2 separate regions of the Mus musculus genome follow, and region 1 is linked to region 2. The links are chromatin contacts, found by Hi-C or POLR2A ChIA-PET in ENCODE. All regions are on one chromosome and are shown on one strand. The core of a region is the stretch at or near the end of the contact, and the rest is flanking DNA. Distances in the headings are between cores, read along the strand shown. Region 1 has its middle 36 kb from the start of Gadd45g. Region 2 holds the start of Gadd45g (growth arrest and DNA-damage-inducible 45 gamma).

What was found. A loop is a pair of places that touch in the nucleus more often than their neighbours do. ChIA-PET counts read pairs that join two places held with the same protein, here RNA polymerase II (POLR2A).
Region 1: a map of heart shows a loop between it and region 2 (2.1-fold over the local background). The contact joins the enhancer-like site here to the promoter of Gadd45g in region 2. A Hi-C loop is called at or near these places in 4 of 37 maps with a recorded cell type or tissue (Patski, heart and left cerebral cortex). POLR2A ChIA-PET finds 5 or more read pairs at or near these places in 2 of 5 experiments (Patski and embryonic stem cell).

The regions. Positions count from the first base shown.
Region 1 is chr13:51,879,805-51,884,686 of GRCm38, reverse strand. No RefSeq gene overlaps it. Among named protein-coding and RNA genes, the nearest start is that of Gadd45g, 36 kb to the right of the region's middle. Within about 2 kb of position 3,134, at least 2 of the 3 ENCODE cell types and tissues checked have a DNase peak (open chromatin) inside an H3K27ac peak, as active enhancers do; they include heart, where a contact is called at or near this core.
Region 2 is chr13:51,843,467-51,848,461 of GRCm38, reverse strand. It overlaps Gadd45g (growth arrest and DNA-damage-inducible 45 gamma), which reads right to left and starts at 1,787. Exons shown (of 4, transcript NM_011817.2): 1 at 1,630-1,787; 2 at 1,009-1,110; 3 at 693-906; 4 at 1-593. The coding sequence starts at 1,682. The coding sequence ends at 483.

The DNA of each region.
Region 1 (4,882 bases), core at 1,885-4,384, 35 kb before region 2:
GTGCTGTAGCCTGCTGTGTCAAAGACAAAATAAACCAGCCTCCGATGCTGCTACCTGAATAGTCAGTGGGCCCACTGTATCCATACAGGGTTGAAATTGAGCAAAGAAACATCATTAGGCTGGCAGGCTTCTGACTACCTGCAAAGTGTAATGGGTATTTTATTCCTTCAGTAGCACACAGGTCCAGCTAGCAGGTTCTAACAGCCTGAGAGCTAAGATTGCCTAACACAGCACCACATTCCTGTTCAGGGACAGTGGCTGGGAACGGAACCACCCTGAGCCTAGCTACTGGAAACGGAGAGCAGGAGGCATCTCAGGCAGTTTCTGGGAGCGGGAGTTTAGGTGGCTCATCTGCCCTCCCCAATGTGGGCCCCCGTGAAGGTAAACAGTCACTGAGAAGGCAGATACTGCCTACTGACCACACCCAGGTTACCTAAGTGTTCCCATAGCGGGTTAGAAAAAGAGAGGGACACAAAACAGCTAAGGACTGTAATTTTGCTGCCATCTGGGATAACGCAGTCACACAGCCTGGCTTATCTCACAGTCTTCTACGAGGAGGCCAGGCTTCAGGGAAAGTGAGTCCCTGATTTTCTCAACAGAGGGGTGCCTCACAGGGTGGGGGGGGACAGGGAAAGCTGGCAGAGGACGTGGGGAGACTTTGGAAATATCGTCTTGGAAAACAGTGGCTTGGAAATGTGACCCCACCCCAGCTGAGCTCACAGAGAAGGTGAGAGAAGTGGGAGTTGTTACCAGAGCTGTTAGGGTCAGAGCCTGGGCCCTGGCAAACATAACAAGCCAGCCTGGTCCTCAGTAGACCAATTAAACAGACAATAAGCAGGAGGGAAAAACAGAGAAAGGAGATTTATTCAATGGGACCACATGGGGAAGAACAAAGAGGTCCCATGGCCCCCTAGGTCCAGCTTCTTCTGTGTTCTGACATGAGGTTTAGGTTTGAATAGAGAGAAGAAATATGCAGAGCTAAACTGTCCTGGTCAAGGTGTGGTCCCACTCACTATAGCGTCTCTGAACTCAGTTTGACAGGTTGTCAGAACTATGTAAAAATCTCTTTCTGAGACTCAAGATCCACCTCTGGCTGAGACCAGGTTTCAGCCTTTTCCTTCCTTCAGCATGAGACGCCTGGGGAAATTCTAATTTCTTTGGGTACCGGTATTTCAAGAGTCTGTTAGCAGAGGTGGAAACCCACAAGTGTCTCTGTACAACAGCTTCATCCTTCCAGGGTGGTTACAGGCAGTTGCAGCACCTTATAGAAAGCACTCTGACTTTAAAGGTGCTGCCTAGGACCTACTAAGTGCTGAGCTTGGAAGCAGCTGAGACCTGTTCTGTCCCTGTGACTGGAACTGACACAAAAGCAAGCGATGCTTCCCTGGAACAATATGATTCAGAGTCTAGGGTTGGGTGTCACCTTGACAGAATCTAGAGTCACCAGGTCACCTGGGAGCCAGGCCTCTGGGCAGGGAGTGGGAGATTATCTCGGTTAGGTTAATGAGGGAGGAAGACTGGGATAATGTGGTGGCCCTGTTGCCCTGGGCAGCATCCTGGACTGTCTAAAAAGGAGACCATGAGCAGAACATGAGGAAGCCTCTTGATGGCAGATGCACTGGGCCCAGCTCCCTCAAACTCCTGTTCTGACTTCCCCGCCATCTTTGACTGCAATCCATAGCGCTGAGCCAAACATCCTTTCTCCTTCCAATGGCTTTTGTAGGGTTTTTTTTTTTAATCACAGTAAAGAAAGGACACTAAGATAGAACCCAAGGGACACAGTCTCAAGGACCTTTCCCACTGGACCACAGGAAAAGGACAGAACCACCAGCTAAGAGCTCTTCGCCCCTTCCCCACAGCCCATCCCCCACTGCTTTTATGGTCTTTTGAAAAATATCCCAGGTTTGGGGAGGGAAGGGCTTTAAATATTCACACTCTGTCTGCAGAAGACTGCATGCTTGCCCTGGGTGTCCTCGGTAACTGAGTGACCGTCTCCTTTTCTGCCCACATGTCCATGATAGCACGTGAGCAGAAAAGGACCCAGGAGCCTTCCAAAAAACTAGCAATAGCATTCAGATACTGGATGGACATCAACATAAGCCCTCTACTGTCCAACCTCCAGCAAGGCAGCAGACTCTTGCCTTCCAGAAAGCCAGGGGGGACTAGCTGTCAATTTGGAGATCGTCAGTGAGTCTTCAGTGCCTGCCAGCAGCCTTGAGTAGTCTCTAGCTGGTCAGCCTTGGGAACTCAGACCTTGTGCCAGCACCTTCTCAGGAAAGGCTAATGTTCTCCGACAGCCAGCTTCCTGGCTTTGATGGCACATAGAGGAGCAAACATGAGTGGGGAGGGGGGCGCACAGGATGGATGGCAGAGGACTAGAATCTGCCTCTACTTGAGGATGACCCCCAGAGTGATCTAGGAGCCTCATCTGCAGATTATCTTGGTGGTAAAGTCCAGACTCATAGGACTAAGTACCTCCCAGACTCGATCTTAGGACCTACCACCTAAGCTTTTTTAGGCTGGGAGAGTGGATCTCTACACTTCTGTAAAGGGATCGGCCTGGGTCTCAAGGGTGATATAGGCTGATCTTCACTCCCCTAGAGCTAGGACAAATATGGAGAGAGCCAGGGTAGTAAGGACCTCAGAAGAGGAAGAAAGGAAGGCTGAGTGGGGTGAGGCAGCAGCTGCTTTGAGAAAGAAGTCTGACGAGAAAGTATTTCAGGCAGCCAAAGGGAATGTCACAAACCTCCGGCCTCAAAGCCACTCACTTCCCCTCCCAGCCAAGGCTCTGCCCGAGTCTACAGGGAGAGGACGGTCAGTCGGTCCAAAAGTGAAGCTGCCTGCAAGACCCTAAAAAAGATGGCAGCTGTGGCAACAGGACTGCTTAGAAAGTAAGGCTGGCCTGGGACGGAAAAGGAGCCTGTGCTACCGCAATGAAAAATGATTGGAGCAGAATCTGTCCCTGTGTGGCTAGGCTTATGAGACAGTGGCCACTGTGACCCCAGACAGCAGGACACTAGAGATAAGGCATGCCCTGGGATGAGAGAGCAGCTGCAGGCAGGCCCTTCCATGGAAGGCAGCCCTTCCTGCAGCCACCTGCCCCACCCCCGACCGCAGAGTTTGTGCTGAAGGCTGTAGTCACCTTTTCCTGCATTTTGACCTCCTGGCAAGAGTCCTGGGGTCACGTGGTTGGGTTAATATCAGGGAGCTCTTATCCCTTCTTATAGCTTGAGGTTCCAGCCTCCACACTGAAGAGACCAATCCCTCTGTGGGCCCACAGAGTCACATGTGGCTAGAAAGGAAGAGATTCTGAGTGGGAGGGAGATACTAAACAGGAAGGAATTCCTTAGCAGCTAAAAATGGCCATGGAGTGGTGGAGACTCGGCTGAGAATAAACTGAGCCCTGTGGGTGCACACCTACTCACTGGCATGCAGAAGAGGAGGTTGTCTGAGTGTGAGAAGCAGAGTACCTGAGACTCCTGTCCCTGTTGTCTATAACCTGACTATACCCTTCAGGACTGTCCTGGGATCATGCCCATGGACATCTCCAGACACTGTCAAATAAGTTACAGGGATTCCCCAATGCCCTAGCAAAAGTCAAACCCATTGGTAAGTGTTTCTGATGTCACCTACTGATGCCTAAGACCTTAAGTCTTGCTCAGCGTGGCGGCAGCTGATCACACTCACGTGCTTGCCCATTCACTCAACGAACTGCAGCCTTGTTCTCTACCAGGTCCTATGGAGAACACTGCAAGGACAAAAAGGTTGGAGCCAGGATAGGTGAGCCACCTCAGCTCAACCCTTCAATGCCTGGGCCTCTGGTATGCCAAGGCTAAACTCTCAGAGCACGGTGATTGAAGCCCTTTCCCCGGGTGTAGACCACCAGGAAAGTCCCAAGATAGCGCCTGTGCTTGGTGCTGAGGTGCAACAAATGTTCAGGATGCAAAAGGACATAGCAGGCAGAGAAACATCCTTCAGGTTTTGAAACTCAAACTATGTTCTAATCTCTTCTCATATGTCAATGAAAAGGATATAAGCTTCCTTTGATTTTGGGTATCTGATCGAAGTAGTGGACATAAAAACTCTGCCCACACAAGGCTAGGGAGGTGGTTCAGTGGGTAAGACGATGGAGTCCCATAGGTCGGTGGTGAAGTACGTTGGAAGCCCTGGATGGAGAGCGTCAAGTGAAAGTGAAGAGGAATGACCTCTAATCTCACTTCAGAGGGTGACAACTCACCTCTGGGAAGCTCTGTGCGTTGTCCCTCATTGGCCATGTGGGTCTTCCTTAAACCACAGAGGAAGATGTGTGTAGTAGGTTCTGTATGCCATCAGGAGGTTCTGGGATAACAATGGGCACCAGTATGCAGCTCTGCACTATCATTTGGCCACGCCCCTAGAGCTGCTGTCCGTGGGTACCCAGAGAAGCTCTGAGGATTCATCGTGGCTTGGCTGCTGGTGCTGATGGCAGCTGTCAGTTCAAAAGAGGACACCAGCTACTCCATGTGTGAACCAGGGCAATCCTCCCCCTGGCCCAGTGACTGTTCCATGCAGATGCAGGTCTGCATGGCAAAGGCTCTGATGACTGCCTTCCCCCTGCAGACTTCTCTTGCTAGATAGTCAGTCTGCTGTTTCTACAGGTCCACGTCTACAGCTTCAGCTGATCCTGGGTTGAAATTATTGGGGGGTGGAGGGGGAAGAAGGGTGTATCTGCATTGACCATATGTAGGTTATATAGCAGGACTAGTCTGTACTTGGCATTAGCTGTTATACATCATCTAGAGATGTACTGACTAGGTCTGAGCCCTCATGGTCCAATCACATTTCAAAAGCCCATCAGCTATTAATCAGCCTACATCACACGAGCCTTTGCAGGAATAGTGGT
Region 2 (4,995 bases), core at 538-3,037:
TTTATTGTGATATTCAAAGCTTCCACGATAGCGTCCTTTAGAAAATGAAAGCATTGCCCGGGATCCGTTTTTTGAAAGAGCAGTGCAGTCGGCTAAGTCCAGCTCGCTCCTGCAGTGGCCGCTCCTGCCGCTGTACCAAGTCCAGGCGGTCGCCTGCCTTTCTTTCCCCTCCTTTCACTGGAAGGCTGCTTGCTGAGTCACACCTGCCTCGCTGGTCGGTTCTTCCCGGCCCTGGGGCCAACGTCCTCGCCTAGGCCTTCCTGTGCTAGCAGCCTCTCCGGACACTGGCAGAGTCCTGGGCTCGGAACAAGGTGTCCCCGCTGCCGCCAGACCCCCTTCTTGGGAGGCCGCGCTCCTCGCTCTCCAGGCAACATCGCCTGCCAGTCTCCACGCGCACTCGAGCGCCCTCGGAGGGCCACTCCAGAGCCAGCAGCGCGCTAGAGTGTCACCAAGTCGATCAGACCAAGGTCCCTGCCAGGCTGTCACTCGGGAAGGGTGATGCTGGGCACCCAGTCGTTGAAGCTGCGGCTCTCCTCGCAGAACAAACTGAGCTTCTCCAAGGCAGGGTCCTTCCATGTGTCCTCATTAGGATTCTGAATTTAAAAAAAAAAAAAATACATGGGTCAGCCATGCTTGTCGTTGGCCAGGATGGTTTGGGGGACTGGCGTAGGGAAACAGTGGGGGACACTCACCGAAATGAGGATGCAATGCAGGTCTCCCGGCGCGCCCCCCTCTTCGTCGGCGCCCACGATCGCCGCCAGCCTCTGCACGTCTCCCACGCGCACGATATCAATGTCGTTCTCACAGCAGAACGCCTGAATCAACGTGAAATGGATCTGCAGCGCTATGTCGCCCTCATCTTCTTCATCGGCAGCCAGCACGCAAAAGGTCACATTGTCAGGGTCCCTGCAGAGCAGATGGGAAGGACAAGGTCAGAGTCGATGCCACCCCCAGGTCTCCGCGCCGCGCCAACCCCAATCCCTGCACGCGGGGCCTTTCTACACTCACACATTCAGGACTTTGGCGGACTCGTAGACGCCAGCGGTCAGACAGCCCTGGCGCTGCGCCGACAGCAGAAGTTCGTGCAGTGCTTTCCCGGCGCCCTGCATCCTGTGAAAGAACAAGCGCCGTGAGTGGGGACCAGCACGGGGACGCGACGGAGAGATCCCTGCCCTGACCTCCAAGTCCCAGCTGGCCCCTTAGCCTAGACCTGCCTGGCGCCAGCATTCCTGCCTCCCAACTCCAACCTGGCGCCCACACACCAGGATCCCCAGTCCCGACCTGGCGCCCACACACCCGGATCCCCAGTCCCGACCTGACGCCCACACCTCTGGCACCCTAGTCATGATCTGGCGCCCTCATTCCCCATCACCCAGTCTCGACCTGGCGCCTGCACTCCCAGTTCCCTACTTCTGATCTGGCGCCCGTATATCAGGCTCCCCAACTACGATCAGGTGCTGGCACCCCAAACTCTAGCTCTAGACACGAATCGAATGCAGTAATTCTGGTCCCGCGCCTCGGCACCTCACAGCCAGACAGTGCACGGCTCCCACCCTGCAAACTTCTATCCTAGAGGACCCTGTAAGACCACTACCAGACAAGGCCAACTCTCGGCACCCCAAAACCCACCTGGCTGTGCTTTCCGGAACTGTATCCTGGCCACGGACTTCTTCCAGAGTCATTGTGCGATCCACGAACAGCAAGTTATCCAAAAGAGTGCGGAGGGAACCCGAGCGCAGGTAAAGATTCCCAGAGTCCGATGCGCGCCCACCACCAGCGAGTGCGCCAGGCTGGGCCGGGAGAGCCCTTTTATAGACAGGCTCGGCGCGCCGCCGCCAGCTGGCGGGAGGCTGCACTCCCATTGGCCAGCGCCCGCTTTCTGATGCAAATGAGGCGGCAGGCCTGCGGCTCGTGCCAGAAGGCCACGTGGGGAGGGGTGCGGGGGATGACACAGCCTCAAATCTGCCGCTTTTGTCAGGGTGTTACCAGGCAGACTGGAGCCTGCAGATTTCATCTCGCCTTTCTTTTTTTGTAAGTCCTTAAAAGGAAAAAGTTTAAAAAAAAAGTACGTTGTTTGCTGATACGATACTGGAATTTGTAGAATGCACACTTGGAGAATGTAAAAGCCCCCTCTTTTTTTTTTTTTTTTTGCTCTTTTTTTTTTTTTTTTTTTTGCGACCTTTCTAATTTTTCCTCAATTTTCAGTTTGAAGTTTATAGGGTTGTTACATCGAAACCGAAACTTAAAGTCAAAGGTTTGCAACTGCAGCTGACATTAGGCCTAGGCTGCCACTAGGGACTCAGGACTCTGCGCCTTTCGGGGTCGCGGCTGCAAGGTCTAAGCCCTCCCATCCCCCACCCCTACCCCTAGCAGATCGCTGTGGGACGCGGGCAGCAGGGACCAGCAGATTGCTGCCGGCACACGCGGCTCGTTTGCATTTCTATACGGGGCACACAAAAGAGGAGGTCTGGCGTGTGGCAGTTCGCGGTGGGGACAATCGACGCTTTCTCTTTCATAGCAACACTGTCCACCTGCCGCCGGTGGGGTGGGCCGAGCCCCGTCGGGAGCCGGGGTCGCGGGGTTGCCCGGCGCGTGGGGGTCGGAGCAGCGTGCCGCTCCCCCGCCACTGGGTGCGCACCTCTTAGGCTTATTCTGACTGCTGGGATTCTGATGCACGCGTGCTAAGCTCGAGAGTGAGCTGTACACCAAGGCTACTGTGCCCCAAACCCCAGAGGTTCCGGGGTTCAGACTCCGGGAACTCGGCTGTTCCACATTGTTTTTCCCAGGGCGCCGCCTACCGGCCGACCTAGAAAAATCCAGATCCTCTCATCCACCCACCAAATATTGCCTCGCGTTGACCTCTCAGGGGGGTTTGAGCTGGGACACCCCAAGCACCGAGAACCCTGTGCTATTATGCGCATCATTTAGAATCAGGGTAACGCCTGCACCGGGCGCCCGGGCCTGGAGACCGAAAGGAGCCTGCCACCCAGGACCAAGAATCCGTTTGTCTTATGAGAATTTGAAATATTTCAACTACTTAAAAATGTTTCTTCAAGAGGTTCTTTTCTGATAACGTAATAAAATTAGAAGTGATCTTGAGAGCTTTCTGAACTTATCGTTTGTCCCGTGGGACCTGCACATCAGGCTTCCAGACTGCTCGCCCGCAGAACACGACACTGTGGGCGTCTGCGTCTCTCTGTGCTAACACAGAAAAGTGTGCTAGGGGACTTCTGGAGATTCTTGAGTGAAGCCTGGGAGACTGGATAGGGCAAAGGGCGTTCATGAAGCTTGCCAGACTGAGGCAAAACTCACACACACCCACACACCCACCCACACACACACACACACACAGACACACACACACACAGACACAGAGAGAGAGAGAGAGAGAGAGAGAGAGAGAGAGAGAAGAGAGAGAGAGAGAGAGAGAGAGAGAGAGAGAGAGAGAGAGAGTGGATTTTCTCCTTTCTACTGGAGCGTTCTCCAGGTGGGTGGTGAATATAGATCATTCAGTGTTAATTTTTGAACTCCTTAAAGGACGTTTTTGCTGCAAGGGGAAGCTGCTTGTTTGCCAACGCCAAAGGCTAGGCGAGGGGCCGGCGTTTTGCGCCTCCCAGAGGCTGCATTGAGAACTGCAGGTGTCGGCCCTGTGGTTCCTCTGCAAGGTCTCTCAGATTCTTAACACCCCTTCCTACTAAAATACGTTTTAAGTGATGGAAACAGGGTTTCTCATCCTGGCTGTCCTGGAACTCACTCTGTAGACCAGGCTGGCCTCGAACTCAAAAATTCACCTGCCTCTGCCTCTGCCTCTGCCTCTGCCTCTGCCTCTGCCTCTGCCTCTGCCTCTGCCTCTGCCTCTGCCTCTGCCTCTGCCTCTGCCTCTGCCTCTGCCTCTGCCTCTGCCTCCCAAGTGCTGGGATAAAAGTCGTGTGCCACCACTGCCCGGCCAGTTTTATTACTTCTTAATTCCCATTGGTTTCAGATCCCAAGGAAACGTCGGAAATAATAATCCATTTGATGTCTTGGCGCACACCCGCTACTTCCACTTATAGCTAGAAAAGTGCTCACTTACCAAGTTGCAGGAAATGACACCCCCCCGCGCACCCCATCCTCCGGCCTGTCCCCCACAGGAAGGTCTGTACAGGTTAGCGCAGGCTTAAGTACTAGCATTTCCAGACCTCGCCCTCAGCCAGTCTGGGTCAGAAGGGATGATTGACAGACCCCGAAGCTAGTCTACTCTGCTGGCATTTTCAAAGTATTCCATTACAGGAAACCCTCCTCTCTGCCTTAAGCTTAGGGCCTCACACAACTTTACCTAGCTAAGTCCTAGTGGTCCCAAAGTCCCCATCTCAATTAGGAAAGAAAGGTTAGGGCCGGGCCCAACGTCACAGGCAGTATTGCTAAACCCCATATTATCCGGTGGCTACACTCTTACTACATCCCTAAACCTTAATAATACAGGGGACAGTGAGTCTACTAAAGCGGAAGTTTCACATATACTTCACTTTTGAAACCCTTTAGAGGTGGGGATATAGCTCGGTAGGTAGAACGGATGCATACAGAGTGTGCATCAAGACCGGCTTTATAAACCATGCATAGTAAGTAGTGCACACTTGGAATCCAAGGATATCCTTGAACTCAACACTAGCACTAGCTGGGTATACCTTGGGCCCTACCTCAAAATCGAATTAAAAGAAATGCATAAAACCTAGAATCCCAGCTACTTGGAAGGCTGAGCAAGGAGGACTCTTATGTCTAAAGGCTAGCCTGGGCCAACCGGAGAGACAGTCCCCAATCCCAGCAAATTCTCTCGGTGAACTTCTCCATGACTTTGTCTGCTAGGAGGGGGTCCTGAGGAAAGCTTGCATCATTTGAAGGAAGATGGAGTCGGTCCCCAGGGCAATAATCTCTGTGAAGCATTCCCTCCACCCTGCATTTGGAGTGTGCACAGAGAATGATCTTAAACAGCAGGCATATGCCTCGAGCCCCCTAAGC